Regions from separate parts of the Homo sapiens genome. Here region 1 is linked to region 2. Evidence: read pairs that join two places in POLR2A ChIA-PET (ENCODE). Cell type or tissue: IMR-90. All regions are shown on one strand. Links, peaks and the distances in the headings refer to the core of each region. The heading gives the core; the rest is flanking DNA. Region 1 overlaps TSPAN14 (tetraspanin 14). Region 2 overlaps SH2D4B (SH2 domain containing 4B).

Region 1 (8,645 bases), core at 4,004-6,503, 95 kb after region 2:
CCTGTAATCCCAGCACTTTGGCAGATCGCTTGAACCCAGGAGATAAAGGGTGTAGTGAGCCTTAATTGTACCACTGAGCGCACAGTCAGACCCTATCTCACAAAAAAAAAAAAAAAAAAATTTAAAAAAGCATTCAAATCACTTGGGTTACCTTGTTAACAATGCAAACTCTGATTCAGCTGATCTGGATGGAGACCCCTCAAGATTCTACAGCGCAGCAAGCTCCCAGGTGATGCTCATGCTGCCCATCAGCAGGTCTGTGGATGGCACTTTGAATAGTAAGGATGTAACGCTGACACACAGAAGGAAAACAACCATTAAAGCAAGTCATGGGAAGAAAGCCACCCATCTTTATTGTTCCTGATTTACAAGGATGCAATCAGCTTCCCTGGAGGAATGCTTTAATTTTGGGATTTGTTTGGGATTTTGTTGCATCCCAATGGATCCTCACAGATTATTTTTATTCCCATTTCTCAGCTGTAAAAGCTACTCTAACCAAATGATAGAGACCTGCCTCTTCCAAGACCACCGCCCTCCTGTGTTCGTGCCGGCAGAAACACAGCCTAGAGCAGTGACACAGGCTGGCCCCGAAGACAATGGGAGGAAGTCAGACGGGCAACAGGCACAGGGGGGCCTGGTAGGCAGTGCTGGTTTGGGTGGGCGGGCCCAGAGGATGGAGGCTGGGCCAGGAAAGGCACATAAAGGGCAGAAACCCAGCCTGAAAGGTCACCAGGAAAAGAACATTTTGTCTCCTAGAACCTGTTGACAAAATAGAGGCAAAATTTAAACACAGTCTCCACCCCCAAAGAAGAGGAATGGGGATATTGTTTTCATTTTTACTTTTAACAAGTTTGTTTTTACATTTAAGAGCTTGGCCTCACTTTGGCAAGAGGTAAAATTAAAAGCTTTACTTCCCTCTCCCTGGATTCCACTTCACAACAGAGGGGCTACACTAATAAACAAAAGTAATGTGCCATTTCCAAGAAAAGCCAAGGCGAGGTCCAAGGTAAGACTACTCATCAGTGAACTCCAGGGGCCACACTCAGCGCCTGAACACTGGGAGTGTGTGTTTGGGCTCAGGGTGGCTCGGTTTCCACTTGAAAACTACAGGCATCTTTTGAGGTGATCATCACCACCCCTCAAGAACCTGAGGAAGAAATGCCCAGGAAAAGAGGGGCTCTTTGTTAATTCCATCTGATGACATTTTCTTCCAAAGGATCCTGAGTTGGCAAGAGAGATTCCAGGTAGTGGAGTTAGATTAATAGAACCATTTTGGAGTTAGATTAATAGAACTCCAAGGGTTACAGCTAAAATGTTCCCAAAGTTCCTCTGAGCAACACTTCCATTTTCTAGTAAGAATCTACACCCCAGGAAGTGACCCACCAAGGTCACCCAGTAAGCCCGAATTCAAATCCCAGCCTCTACATCCATTGTGTTTTTCCCAGAAAGAATACTGAGCTGCCTCGATGGTGACTTTCCCAGTCTTGTTTGGGTCCAACAACCTGTAAACTAAAAATAAAATTCTAAGCCCCATAACCAACTAAACAGACCCTCTTGGCCACGAGGACCCCAGAGAAACCTGAAAAACAGCTCTTGGCCACAACAAGGAGGAGGTTGGAAAGGCCTCATTACATACCTCCTCCCTTTTGGGATTTAGACACAAAAACTGACCATCATTAATATTAAAATAGAGATTATAAGACTAAGAAACAAGACTCTTTGTGACAATAAGATACCGAAATATAAAGAGGACTGAAGGCCATGCCAGACAAGGGTTAAGTCACTCACCCCACAGCTCTAACCCAGTGTATTGGTTAACGGACTTCCTTATCTTACCAGTCCTTTCTGCTGACTCTAAATTTTTGGACAAAGCTTTACTCCTTTAACGAATTACAAATTAAAGAATCTCCGAACCCACCTATGACCTGTAAGCCCGTTTCATGATATCCCACCCTTCTGGGCTTAAACAATGCATATCTTCCATGTACTGACTTATGCCTTTGCCTGTAACTTTTGCCTCCTTAAAATGTATAAAACAAAACCGTAATCCAACGGCCTCAAGCACCCTTTCCCCACACCTCTTGAGACCGTGCTTTTCCCAGGACGCAGACACTCACTGGATTGGAATAAACCTCTTTAAAATATTTTAGAGACTTTGGTTTTTCTGTTAACATACCCCACCCCCCACCAAAGTGGGGGTGTTTCAATGCCTTTCACGATGAGCACCAGCTCTTTTTACTTTGAGTCTTGTAGGTGCTACAACATTTGTTAAAATGAGGGCTGGGTGCTGTGGCTCACACCTGTAATCCTAGCACTTTGGGAGTCCGAGGCAGACGGACAGCTTGAACCCAGAAGATGAGTTCGAGACCAGCCAAGGCAACATTGCAAGAGTTCGTCTCTATGAAAAATTTTTAAAAATTAGTCGCGCATGGTGATGCGTGCCTGTGGTTTCAGCTACTGGGAAAGCTGAGGCAGGAGGATCACTTGAGCCTGGGAGGTGGGGGCTACACTAAACCATATTCATGCCACTACACTCCAGCCTGGGCAACAGAGCAAGATTCCATGTCAAAAAATAAAATAAAATGAGGACACTCCAAGGTGCAACCCTATCTGGGGCTGAGGCTTGCTTCTTGATTTGTAAGACTTGGCTGATAAGAGAATCAAATAAGACAGCCAGGATGGGTTTTGAAAGGGTAAGCTATAATGCTAAACACATGAAAACTAGTGGGAGTTATGAGTTCTATACAAAACAACTCTATTTCAAAGGCAGGTGCCTTACAGATTCTGTCTGTGGTTTAGAAAGGAGACAGTATGGGTTGGGGCGGGCACACCTCAGATAGAGAAGTCAGACAGCGGGTGAGAGTGGCCTTCACCCCGCCTGCAACCCCACACATAGCTGAAATTGTACCCCAAAAGAGAATGCTCATTTTGCCCACCAAAAAGTGGTGGGGGAGAGAAGGGAGAGATTCAGATGTGAAGAAGCAGGGTACAGTTCCCCTCAGTTAGAGAAAGGTCCTCACAACCATAAGGACCAAAATAAAAAATATTCTTAACCAATCCTGCCTCTGTTTTCAACAAAGACCAGGAGATTAAGAACGAGCATCCTTTGTGCCTGAGAGTGGCTTTTTCTGCCAAAGACCCGGAGGCTAACTCTCTCTCTCTTTAGTGTGCACCTCAGTGGCCCAAAACAGGTGAGACCTCTCTCTGTTCCCACTGTAGGTGTCACTATCTTTCTGATCCAGTAAGAGGGGATACTCTGTGCTTCTCTCAGCATGGCTGGGAGATAGGGGTACAGCCAGAGGAATTAGGGGTGCAGCCAGGGGGCTGCCATGCCTTTGGCTCAGTGGGCAGATTCATGTCACAAGGGTTTCCACCCCACCAGCGCTGTGTGCTGGCTGCCTGCTGCCCACTGCCAGCCTGAGATTCAAGAGCCCGGAGATGGCAGAACAAAGGAAAATGGCTGTGGCTCCTGCAGCGGGGGTGGCTGCAGGCTGAGCTGCCAGCACACAGGCTTTTCAGCAGCTGAGTGCTCGCGTGAGGAACGGGAGCACTGGGCTGAGCACTGAGGCACAAAGCAAGTGGGGGGCCTGGGAGACTAATAGCAACCCAGGCACGTGCCTGGCCCCCACCCAAGGGCACAGCTGGGCCGGGAAGACTCGGCAGAACTCACTCCCCAAAGCAGTGGGCAGGTGGCCGACAAGCCTGGCACCGGCCACTCCTGCTCCTTGCCCAGCTGCTCAGAACTCTTACCCAGAGGTGTTCCAGGCAAGCACAGGGACTTGAGAAGGGCGAAGGGGGATCTTGACAGAGGCAGAAACTAGAATCTGAGAACACATGATGGGCCTTGGAGTGGCTCAAGGCTGTCTGCAAATGGACCTCTATTAAGCATAAAGGGCTCCTGCTACCAGCAACAATAGTTGCACTGACCACTCCCTCTCCCACTCTCCTCCTTCTCTAGTTCCCTCCCACCCTTCCCCCAAAAAAATCTACAATGGGAAGCAGCAGGAAACCAGGGCAGAGCCCCTGAATAGCTCCACTGTGAGGCCCCAGGTCCCGCCTCCTCAGCTCCACAGGTCAGCCCTCACTGCCACCAGGCCACAATAGAAACCTCTGTGCTACCAAGGACCCAGGCCCAGACAATGAGCTGCACATGGGAAGCTCTGGCCTTCTCACGGGGACTGCATGTAACCGCAATGGTGAGAAGTTCTCTGAGTAGAAGGGTGGGAGAGCCATGGCAGGGACACAAGCCTCAAACCCACCAGGTCAGGGTCTATTTAGGAGGTCTATCTGCCAGCCAGCCCTAAAGTCTCCCTGCTTCCCACCCTGCCCTGGCATGGGGCAGTGAAAGCCACACAGGGAAACAACCAGAGAGCTCCCAACACAGAGTGGGCACCTCCAACATGCTCTCACGACTGTCCCTCCTTCCCCACCCATCCCAGGAAGAACCGTACCCCATTTCTGTTCTGAAAGGAAGCTCCCGCTCAAAACACAAAACCCATCTATTATTTTCACCAGGTGCCTTTTACACAGGCTTTTAAAATCACAGGGTGGCAACCAGGCCCAAGGCGGCCTGAACAGGGAGGTGTGCAGAGCAGCGAAAGGCCAAGGGAGGCCAGAGAAGGAGGCCGATCCTCACACCAACCCCTGACACTGCGGGAAAATCTGCTCCTCTAAAAGCTGACGCCAGCTCCAGCTTGCTGCAACCAACGCTCCCCCTTCACACCCCACATAGGTCCTGCAAAGTCGTGAGGTTGCTGGAACCCACTATGAGAAGCCTGCTCCCCGCCTCCCTACACCCCAACTCGCTCTGGCTGACTCCTCACACTTTTAGGGGCACAGGCTGCATGAGCCAGAGGGCCAGCCAAGGGCTGTAAATATGGAGGTCACGGAGACAGGCTGGCCTGAACTGAACCAAAGATGGACTTGGGTGGGAACCAACACGCTGGCACCTCTCATGCCTTCCCAGTAGTTTCTCCAGCTCTTGTCTCTGTAGAAGGCCAAGATCCCTCCAAAAGAAAACTTTGTAAACTTTCATTCCCCCTTTCGGAATCAAAGCCGCATGTTTCTTTTCCTTTTACACACCTAATGCAGTAACTCCACATCTAGTCATTTCCACTACAGACCTGCAGCATGCATAAGACACTCCTGCAGCTTAGCCTATAGAAACAAAACACTGAAAGCAACCTCAAAATCCATCAATAGAGAGCTGGTAAAGTGAGTCATCATTCACTGTGCAGCAGAATCATGCACTGCTGTTAAAAAGAATGGACTAAACTATGTGTGCTAAAATGGAACAATCCTGGGATAAATTCTCAGAGTAAAAATCAGGAAGTGCAAAACAGCATAATTAGTATACCACTGGGGTAATAAACAAGAGAGGAATACAGTCATGCTTGACTAGGCACTGAACATCTGGTGACAGCGGCCTCAGGGGAGCAGAACTGAAGGGGTCAGGGATAGAAATAGGAGTTTTCACCGTGTATCTTTGTTATGTGTTTTTCATCATGTATACATTTTTGTAAATAAAAATGTTAAACCTAAATTAATATTTAAAATGCCTAAAGTTTGTGGCTGGACACACAATTTTACCCGTAGCTGTCTGCAGGCAGCTTCTGGTGTTTCCCTAGAACAAGGCAGAGTAATGGGGAGGGGAAACGAAACAAGGGGAAGGAGGGGGTCAGGCAGTGGCAGCCTCAGGGATACAGACTCACCAACTCACAGGGCTCCCTGCTTTCGACTCCACCCCAAGTCCTGAAATAGAAAGTTTTCCTAAGAAGAGCAAGAACAGATTCTGACAAAGGCACAAAAGAAACCAGACCATCTGCTGCCAAGCCCACTTCATGATAAATCTGTAAGACCCTAAGATTCAGGCAATGTAGGCGATGCAGGAGACGGGACTGAAACCCAGGCATCCCGGGCATCCACAGGGACCCTTCTCTGAGCCCTCCCCACTCAGTCATCAGTGGAGCTCGAGGTCCTAGTGCTATGAACACATCCCAGTTTCAGCAACTAAAGAAAGCTATTTCAACAGATTTCTAGGCCTGGCCCAATTCCAAGGACAGGCTAAAAACAGTTTCTCCAAAATCCCAGCTCAAAACCCCATTCCCTAACCACTAAACTCCATGTACCTTCCAGGAAATGGAAGCTGCAAAATGGAGCTGTGAGATGCACTTGTAGATTTATTCCTCACTAAAGAGATACATATATGTTGTTTAAAAGCTTCCTTTAACTGACGTGTCAATAAATACTCTGCACTCAGAAGCACTGATATACTTCCTCCAAGTGATTTTTCCCCCTAAGGAACAATACAAAAACCATTCCAGCCTTTCCTGCTGCTGAGGGGAATGACACAATGACCATTAGAACCAGGACTGGCCAGACCATTTGAGTGAGAGATGTGTATGGCAGGGAGTGCTGCATAAACAGAACTCTATCTATGTAGAATAACTCCTCCACCCCACCCCACCCCATCCCATCCCATCCCACCCCATTCCTACGCCCTAGGCCACCAGGGCGGACAGAAATAAACACCTCCTAATGACCTCAAGCTCAAAGACCGCCCAGACCACAGGGAAAGAAGGCCAGAGAGGGGGAATGGGTATATTTGGTTCCCCTTACAGAATAAGATGCTTTCTGAAGACTGCTAAATATGTTCAATAAGTAGCCCCTGAATTAAGAAGCACAAATCAAGTGCCCAGGAGTTTGACACCAGCCTAGGCAACATAGCAAGATCCAATCTCTACAAAAAATTCTTTAAATTAGCTGGGTGTGGTGCTGCATGCCTGTGGTCCCTGCTACTCAGGAGGCTGAGGCGGGAGGATCACTTGAGCCAGGAAGGTGGAGGCCTCAGTGAGCTGTGATAGGGCCACTGCACTCCAGCCTGGGCAACAGAGTGAGACCCTGTCTGAAGGAAAAAAAAAAAAGGCACAAATGAGATCTCACAACAGTGAGAACCATACTGGCACCTGAAGCCCTCGTATCTCTTTCTGCTCCTCTCGGTGGCTCAGTGCAAGCCCTCAGCAGGTCTTGCCTGTAATCCCACAATCCTCTGTGAAACCAAGACCAGCCCCTCTCCAACCGTCTTTCTGCAGGAGTGAGCAGAGCCCAACCCAGGCACTAATCTTCAACACACCAAATCCTGGCACCTGCCTTTGCCACCTCATCAGTCATGCCATGGAGGGGAGCGTCAGGGCTACCCTACACCAGAGGAGCCCTCAACTAAACCTGCCCGCCCCACCCCATCCTGGGCACATGCCACTTGTTCCTCTTTGCTCACACACTTAGCACCCCAGAGCCCTTGGGAATGAATCCCCCACCACTACCACCAACTCTGATTTTGGCATGCCCCCCTCAAAAACCTATCCACGTTTATACCATCACTTGTATTTCACAAGAAGCTACTAGAGTTACAAAACACAATGACTGTGGTAGGCAGGATGGCTGCAGAGAGCAGGGTTCTGGCACCACCACTGTTCCACTGCAAGGGTGGAAGCTGGCTACAGAGCCTTTAGGAAGGAGGGAAGGCCCCATCCACAGCCGACAGGTTTTCCTTACAACAGCAAGGGCCTGGTTCCTGAAAAGCTGACTGTTGAGACAAGATCAGCCTCAAGAAAAGGAGGCAGGCCAAACAGGGTCACCTGTGCAGGGTAGGCTGGAGGGAGCCGGCCCTCAAGAGAGGCAGAGTCTGATCAAGTAGACAGGAGGGCCAGAGAGAAAAGGAGGAGCCTCACTCATGGAGGAGGAACAAGGTAGGCTGGAGGCAGGGACTTGTAGGCCTCAGACAGAAGGAAGCTGGTGAAGCTCCCATAGGCAAAATGCCCAGGAGCTCCGGCTAGAAGGCAGCAGGAGTGTGCAGTCCAGGCAAGAGGAAGAGATCCCCCACAGCACCTCCCTCTGCCCAGCTCAGACAAATGGGACAGTCAATCCCCAGGCTGATGGAGGCGGGAGCGAGAACCACAAAGTTGTCAGACTGGTTTGCCCAGGACAGGGAGAGCAGGGAACACAAATTGCAGCAGGAGCTCAGCTTCAGGGGGCAGAAAAAAGCAGCAAAATTGGTGGGCTGTAGGGAAACAAGGACCCAGGTCCATGCGATTTCCTGGGTGCAGAGGGGAAATCCAGCAGGCCAAGAGCAAGGGAGCCAAGGGACAAGGGGCCAGCAGATGCTGAAAAGGACCAAGGTTTCTGGAAAAAAAGAGAGTGACACTTACAAGAAGGGACACCTACAAGGAGAGAAACCTGTCCCCTACTCTTACACTGGCCCAAGCTCAGGACCACTCACACCTGTCTCCTGAGGGACAGGCCAGTGCAAGAAGAATGGACAGGACACTGCCAACCACGGGATACTGACAGAGATTCTGTCCCTCACCAAACTTTATTCCTCTGAGCCCTCTACTCATCTGGTCCTGACCTAGGGTTCCTAACTCCATTCTCTCTAAGAGCCTAGTTTTAGCAAAACTCCTGTTAACCAGAATCCCCCAACCTCAATATCTAATCACCCTGGATATCTGAACGTATTTCTCATCCTGTACTATCTCCCAGGTAAAACCTGATCACCCTGGCCTGCCTGCAGCAAGAATTCAGTTAGCTAAGTTTAGTAAAAATTTCCCTACCCTCTTAGAAATTTTCAGGAGCCCCCACACTCCGCT
Region 2 (8,645 bases), core at 1,734-4,233:
AATCATTTTTTTCAGATAATCTCTGATACTACATCAAAACTCAAACAAGTTGTAGTTTCTTAAATGTTAGTTGCAATGTGGTATCTGAAACCATATCAATAAATTTATTGTACTTTGTTGTATTGATATTTATTAGCCATGTTAATTTCTTAGTTTTGATCAGGGTACCTTAGTGACATAACATGTTACCATAAAAGGAAGCTGGGTATATGAGAATTCTCTGAACTACTTTGCAACTCTTCTGTAAGTCTAAAGTTAATTCAAAATAAAAAGTTTAATATTTAAAAAGCAAAATAAGTTGAAAATCCATTGGTTTATTTTTCATTTTGAATGAATCTTTTACCCATGCATAATTTTGCAACATTACTCATTGGTTCTTTAGAGAATATTGGTTCATTGAGTCAAGCAGATCTTCCAAACACTGACTTATTTTATTTTGCAACATCTGAAAAGTCACATTTGTAAATATCACCATGAATCTTACAAGAAAAGTCATTATGTATTTGGAAACTAATAAGCCCATTGTGGCAGACACAAGTTTTCCAAAAATTTTAATTTTTGCTTTAAAGCTGAATTTTTATCATTGGCATGAATTCTATCCGTTGTTTTCCTTGAAGTGACAGATTCACTTTATTTTCAAATACCCAAGTCTGAAAAAACATATATAGCTTGTCTGTCAGTGTTTCTTCAAGTAAAAATGGTGTTCCACAAATAAAGAGGCTAGTTCAGCAAATAATTTGAACAATCACACATGCTTTTCTCAAAACACTCATCATACATCAGTTTGCAACAGAAATGCTTCATGCATACTTCCCATTTTGTCACACAGTACGAAGTTTACTGTTTCACCAAGGAATGAAACCATCATTGATTTTATCGAGAGTGTGTGATGGTGAAAAATACAATGACTACCACCAAAGATTCACTCACTATTGATTTTGCATTATTAGTACAAATGTAAAGATAAAAGAAAGTAAATAACCTCTTAGTGTTATTGTGAAAATAGTGTTGACCTTGAAGACCTCCAGGAAAATCCTCACAGACCCCAGGAATTCAGGAACAACACTTTGAGAATCACCACCAGTGTATCAGAGCTTAATTGTCTTACAAAATCCTAAAAAAAAAAAAAAAAAAAAAAAAAAAAGCTTGGCCAGGAACGGTGGTTCAGGCCTATAATTCCAGCATTTTGAGAGGCTAAGGCAGGAGAATTGCTCAAAGCCAGGAGTTCAAGACCAGCCTGGGTCACAAAGCAAGACCCCCTGTCTCTACAAAAAGTAAAAAAAAATTAGCCAGGTGTGGTGGTATGCACCTATAGTCCCAACTACTTGGAAGGCTGAGGCTGGAGGATGGCTTAGGCTGGAGGATGGCTTGAGCCCCAGGAGTTCAAGGCTGCAGTGAGCTATAATCATGCCATTATACCAAAGCCTGGGTGACAAAACAAGACTCTGTCTCAAAAAAAAAAAAATCTAAGAATATATAAATAATTCCTATACATGAATTGAAAAATGATGAATAGCCTTACTTTAAAAAATAAAAATAAAAAAAAGGTGCAGCCGGGCACGGTGGCTCACGCCTGTAATCCCAGCACTTTGGGAGGCCGAGGTAGGTGGATCACGAGGTCAGGAGATCGAGACCATCCTGGCTAACATGGTGAAACCCCGTCTCTACTAAAAATACAAAAAATTAGCCGGGCGAGGTGGCGGGCACCTGTAGTCCCAGCTACTCGGGAGGCTGAGGCAGGAGAATAGCGTGAACCTGGGAGGCGGAGCTTGAAGTGAGCTGAGATCACGCCATTGCACTCCTGCCTGGTCGACAGAGCCAGACCCCGTCTCAAAAAAAAAAAAAAAAAAAAGGTGTATTTTAAAAATACAGTACTATATAGCAAGAAAATAGATTTCAACAACATAGTTACAGCTCTTTTAAAAATGCAGAACCACTCTGGGGGGGCAAAGGTGGGAGGATCACTTGAGCCCAGGAGTTTGAGACCAGCCTAGGAACACAGTGAAACCCTATTTCTGCAAAATGTAAAAAAATTAGCCAGACGTGGTGGTGCATGCGTGTAGTTCCAGCTACTCGGGAGGCTTAGGCAGGAGGATCCTTTGAGCCCAGGAGGTCAAGGCTACAGTGAGCCATGATCATACCACTACACTATAGGCTGGGTGATAGAGTGAGACCCTGTCTCAAAAAAAAAAAAAAAAAATGCAGGACCACAAAATTAAATTCAGGTTATCATAGTATAATCATATAATGCCATTTATATAATGATTAAGCAACATATTGCTTATGGACAAAGTCTATATTACAGTAAGAAACAGATATAAGCATGATAAACATTGAATTTGCAATAAGGGTTGCATAAGAGATGGGGAGCAAGATTGTAGAAAGGCACCAAAGTAGGTCTCAACTGAATCTGAATTGTTTAAATAAAAACAAATAAGACACTAACGTTAACATTTGATAAATATACTGTGGGCCCATGGGTATTTATAATATTATTTTCTACTGTGCCTGTTCATTCAAATGTTTTATAATGAGAAATTTTAAAAGCATTGTAAAAAAGATATAATGTGAATAAGCTAATTTTCAATTTGAGATATTAGAAAAAGAACAATAAAATAAGATAAAAGAGAGTAGGAAGAAGGAACAAATGAAGACAAAAGCTAAGATTAGTAAAATACAAAGCATATATAGTATAAATACAACTAAACATTTGTTTTTTGGAAAATGTAATAAAATAAGAAACTGCCTGGCATACCTAAGTAAAAATTAAATAAAACAAAAATATATACCATTAGAAATGAAAAGACAATATAAAACAAGAAGTGATTATAAAAGAATATTATGTGCTACTCTATCTTAATAACTGAAAATTATAGATATAAGCATAAATCTTCATGCTCCGGTTAGACCTTCATGACCTCAGAAACAAGGGTTTCTTAAATATGACAGCAAAAGTACAAGCAACAAATGGTTGCACATATCTATGAACATACTAAAAACTATTAAATTGTATGCTTTCAGTGCATGACTTAAGGCTGTGTGCAGCGGCTCACACCTGTAATCCTAGCAGTTTGGAAAGCCAAGTTGGACAGATTGCTTGAGCCCAGGAGTTCAAGACCAGCCTTAACCACATAAGACCAGCCTTGACCACATGGCAAATCCCTGTCTCTACCAAGAAAAAAACAAAAATTAGCTGGGTATGTGGTGGTACGCACCTGTAGTCCCAGCAACTGAGAGGCTGAGGTGGGAGAATCACTTGAGCCCAGAAGATGGAAGTTGCAGTGACCCAAGACTGAACCACTGCACTCCAGCCTGGGTGACAAAGTGAGACTCTTTCTCAATAAATAAATAAATAAATAAATGCATGATCATTATATGGCATATTAATAACATCTCAATAAAGCTGCTTTTTAAAAAGTTTCCTCTGGTGATTAATAGGATAAGTAGGAAAAATTAAGCTATAGAAGATCTAAACAGCTTTATCAACCAACTTAACTGACATTTATGGAACACTTCACATGACAGCTGAATACTTTCTCTTTCAAGTACATACAGAACATTCACCCAGATAGATAGGATTCTCAGCTATTGAAAAAAAAATCAACAAGCATAAAATATTTGAAATCATGTGTGTTATGTTCTCTGACCACAGTGGAATAAATCTAGAAATCAATGACAAAAAGATACTTGAAAAAATTTCTTTCAAATATTCAGAAACTAAAGAACACAATTCTAAGTAGCCCATGAATTTTAAAAAAAAAATCACAAGGTGAATTATAAAATATTTTAATTGAAGAAATATTTTAAATAACATGTAAAAATTCATGTGATGTAGTTAAAGCAGGGCACTGAAAGACATTTATAGCATCAAATGCTTATATTAGAAAGGAATGTTTCAAATCAATGGTCTAAGCTCCCACACTAAGAAACTTGAAAACAAGAACAAATTAAATCCAAAAGTAAAAGTAAGAAAGAAATAATAAAGATAATGGTAGAAACTGATAAAATGGAAAACAGAGAAACAAAAAGAAACCACAATAAAACAAACGAAAATTAGTTTTTGAAGCCACTGGCGAAATTGATAAATTTCTCAGCAGACTGATCAAGATAGTAAGAGAGAAGACACAACTTTCAGGCATGAAAGAGAGGTCATCACTAAAGATCCTACAGACAAGGGAATTTTATGAGCAACTTTATATCAAGTTGATAACTTAGATAAAATAAGCAAATTATTTGAAAGATGCAAAATATACAACAGTTCACTAAAGAAGAAACATACACCTTGAATAGCTCTATGTCCACTATAGAACTTGAATTTATATGTTAAAATCTGCCCACAATGAAAGACATTACTGGTAAATTCCATCAAACATTTAAGGAAGAAATAATACCAAATGCATACAAACACTTCCAGAAAATGGAAGAGGAGAGAATATATTCTAACACATTTCTTCAGGTTGACATTACCCTGATATTAAACTAAACACATTTCAAGAAAAGTACAGAACAATATCTATCACACAGATTTTTTAAAATCTTAATAAAGTATTAGCAAATTAAATTCAGAAATATATAAAAAGGATAAATTATCATGACCATATATGATTTTATCAGGAATTTAAGGTTGGTTCAACATTCAAAAATCGATCAAAATAGTCCTATCAGCAGACTAAAAAAGAACAAATTATGATCATCTCAGTAGTTACAGAAAAACATTTGACAAATTCAATATCCATTCCTAGTAAAGATTCTCAGCAAACTAGAAATAGAGGGTAGTTCCTCACTCTGATAAATGCATCTATGAAAACCTACAGTTAACATCATACTTAATGACCGGAGATTGAATACTTCCCTCTAAGATTAGGAACAGGCAAGGTTGTTAGCTCTCTCCATATCTATTTAACATTAGACTGAAGACCCTAATCAGTACAATAAGGCAAGAAAATTAAATAAAAGTTGTGAATATTGAAGAGAAAACTTAATTTGTCTCCATTTGCATATGACATAATCATTTACCTATAAAATCTCAAAGAATCTACCAAAAAAAGATATTCAAATTAATCAGTGATTTTTAGCAAGGTCACAAGCTATAAGGTTAATACACAAAAATCCATTGTATTTCTGTATTTTAGCAACAAATAATTAAAAGTTAAATTTTAAGGTGCCATTTACAATAGCATCAGAAAACATGAAATACTAAGAGATATTAACAAAATGTGTGATCTAATCTACAAAACATTGCTGAAAGAAATTGACGACCTAAATAAATGGAGCAATACACCTTTTTCATGGATTGAAAAACTCAATAGTGTTAATGTGCCAATTCATCCCAGGTTGATCTACAGATTCCCAGAAAGCTTTTTACAGAATTGACAAGCTAATTCTAACTTATGTGTAAAAGCAAAGGACCTAGAATAGTCAAAACAATGTTGAAAAGAACAAAGCTGAATGACTCATGCAATTTGTTTTAAGATTTACTATAAAGGTACTGTTTGAAGATTTATCATAAAGCAACAGCCAATGTGGTATTTGTGCAAGAGTAGACATACACAATCAATGAAATAGTATGGAGAGTCCTGAAATAGTCCCACACGTACATGGTCAATTGCTTTTCAACAGTGCCAAGATAATGCAATGGAGAAAGGATTTTTTTCAACAAATAGTACTAGAAAAATTAGACATTCATGTGCAAAAAAAAAAAGAACTTGACTCTTAATTTGCACCATATATACGTCCACATTGTAGCTGTCAAGGAGTGAGAAAGGTCATATATGTATATATACTCAGATTTCCCTGCAAATAAAAAGGCACTTTCCACTTAACAATGCTGGAAAGCCCAAGCCATAAATGTTCATCACATCGTCTTACCTGGGTTTCCTTCACAACCCAGCTGCAAGGTCACTGCATCCAGAAATAACCTAGGGAGATTTTCCTTCTCTTACCTTCCTCCTCTGCACTAATATGGCACGAACACGCCTGTTCTTAAACCCACCTGTTCTTAAACCCACATTTTCTTCTGAAGCTTTCACGTGGGTGTGTTTAACATAGCAGAGGTAGGGTGACCAATAGTACCAGTTTGCTTGGAACTGAGGGCCTTCCTCAGATGCAGGACTTTCAGTTTTAAAACTAGGAAAGCTTCAGGCCGACTAGGACAAAACGGTTCACAGCAGAGATATTAGCAATTTCCCCACGACATTCAACGGAAAAGCAGCAGCAACCCCTCCTCCTCCATGACCTCAGCTTCTTTACTCACAGGTATGCACCAGAGCTAGACCAATCAGACTCCCACTGAATGGAATTCAAACTGAGAGGCATGAAGCCTCTCAGTTTAAAGACAATAATGGATCTTGGAAATGGAAGGCCACATGGATTCAGACCCTGGACAGCATTAGGGGGCTGTGTTTGCAGATGGACAGCATTGGAACCTGGTCTGCAGAAGCAAGTGCACAGAGAGAAATGTGAACAGTAGGCAGGGAGAGAAATGTGAACAGTAGGCGGGGAGAGAAACAACTCTGGCTGCAGACAGCTTCCTGGTTCTAGACCGTACTTGCTGTTCTTGTTCTCTTGGAGATGATTTGGAAGAATCCTCCTAAAGGATGTCCTTATTGAAAAGCCTGGCCACCCAGCTATATTGTAGGAGTCTGATGAGCAAAACCCTGGCATCTCTCATAGCGGAAGCACACTGCACACAGTAGGTCCTTGCTACATATGAGTGGAATTAATTACATGCTGTGATGGTGAATTTTATGTCAACTTAAGTAGGTTATAGTGCCTAGTTGCTTAGGTTTTACTGTAAAGTTATTTCATGGATTTTTTTTTTTTTTTTTTTTTTTTTGAGACTCGCCTTGTCGCCCAGGCTGGAGTGCAGTGGCGCAATCTCGGCTCACTGCAACCTCCGCCTCCTGGGTTCACGCCATTCTCCTGCCTCAGCCTCCTGAGTAGCTGGGACTACAGGTGCCCACCACTACGCCCGGCTAATTTTTTGTATTTTTAGTAGAGACGGGGTTTCACCGTGTTAGCCAGGATAGTCTTGATCTCCTGACCTTGTGATCCACCCGCCTCGGCCTCCCAAAGTGCTGAGATTACAGGCGTAAGCCACCGCGCCCAGCCATTTTATGGATGTTATTAGCATTTTCAATCAGTTGACTTTAGATAAAGCAGATTACCTTCCACATGTGGGTAAGCCTCACCCAAGCAGTTAAAAGCCTTAAGAGCAAAAAAATGGAGATTTCCCCAAGATGAAATTCTGCCTCAAGACTGTAACATAGAAATGCTGCTTGAGTTTCCACCTTGCTGGGCTGTCCTACAGATTTCAGACTTGACAAGCCCCACAATCACATGAACCAATTCCTTAAAACAAACTAAAATAATTATGTAAGCACACACACACACACACACACGTACATCCAATTGGTTCTGTTTCTCTGGAGAACCTGAACTGACACATTTGGTAATGCTAGCTGGTTATAAAGAGATTGAATCAGAACTTCAGAACAGTAAGAAACCAGGAGACACTATGGACCACAAGATACAGTGCAGATGTCCCCCTCTGTGCCTACAGCACCAGCTCCTAAAGGCAGGACCCATGCTGAGGATACGGCCCCTCTCAGAGAATCCTGCGAGGAAGCGGCTGCCCCAACAGCGATGTGTTCTCTTAACACAGATGCCTTTTGTTCTAAGCTGTAAACTTTAATCTTCTGGAACTTCAGTCTTCTGGAAAAGTTCTTCTAGAACTCCACTAAGCACAGGAGGAATGTGCTCTGCTAATGTTTATCAAGTACTCACAACATACTTTGCTTCACTGGGACCATCATTTCGTCTTCCTTACAAATCTGGGATGCAGAACTTATTATCATCATCTCCAGTTTAGGTAAGAGGAAACTTAGGCTCAGAGACTCATGAGTATCTTACCAAAGCCAAATTAATAAGTGGGAAACAGCCACAGTTAGAAAGTGGGTAGCCAAAATTGGAACCCAGACACTCTTACTGTCATACATGCCTCTGGCATAAAGGAGGCAAAAGTCCAGCACTCTGTGGGCACAGGGGCTGCTGCCAATAGTGCCAGGCTATTTGATATTGTATTCAGCACTGCCTTTGCTGTGTATGAGCAACACAGACATGGGGCTGGTCACGCTAAGCCACCACCATCACTCCCTCCAACCTTGTAACTGTGAAATGGCGCCCCCTCTACCCCAGCTCAAGGACACACCTCCTATGAAGCCTGGACCCTCTCTTGCTAGAACAAGAACAAACCCAAGAACAGCTCCCACCGGGGCCATGATGCCCCACGTGTAGCAGGACTTGGTGTAACTGTCATTGGGAAATCCACAACGCCCCACCTCCAACCCCTACTTCCCTGTCTGCAATTTGTTCAATACAGAGACACAGCAGAATCAATGTGCCAGTGAGGAGCCCAGACCCTGCTGTCAGTCCTGTTCCTTAAAATCTCTGGGATCAAAATCGCTTAATCTGTAAAATGAGGGAGCTGCACATGTCCTGGGGACAAGGGACAGGACATCCTAAATCTTTAGCATCTCACAGTTTTGAGGGTGAGAATCCCACCATGGTGCCCAGAAAAAAAGCACACCAGTGAAATACTAGGATAGAAATAAATGATGCCAGCCAGGCATGGTGGCTCACACCTG

The links. ChIA-PET counts read pairs that join two places held together with the same protein. Peaks named below come from ENCODE experiments on the same cell type or tissue, not always from the same donor. Only the 100,000 strongest peaks of a DNase experiment are listed, where the experiment ranks them.
Region 1: POLR2A ChIA-PET joins it to region 2 with 6 read pairs; 2 of 35 experiments call an interaction of 5 or more read pairs at or near these places.

What each region holds. Positions count from the first base shown.
Region 1 is chr10:80,460,194-80,468,838 of GRCh38, reverse strand. All of the region lies in intron 1 of TSPAN14 (tetraspanin 14), which reads right to left. Among named protein-coding and RNA genes, the nearest start is that of TSPAN14, 10 kb to the right of the region's middle. RefSeq lists silencers at 1,672-1,966, 5,792-6,086 and enhancers at 2,925-3,496, 3,497-4,068, 7,654-7,733. In IMR-90, for the core only: no CTCF peak of the experiment used is centred there; a DNase peak (open chromatin) is centred at 5,248; H3K27ac peaks cover 1,569 bases.
Region 2 is chr10:80,553,193-80,561,837 of GRCh38, reverse strand. The region is part of intron 1 of SH2D4B (SH2 domain containing 4B); the gene reads right to left. Among named protein-coding and RNA genes, the nearest start is that of SH2D4B, 20 kb to the right of the region's middle. In IMR-90, for the core only: no CTCF peak of the experiment used is centred there; no DNase peak of the experiment used is centred there; H3K27me3 peaks cover 203 bases.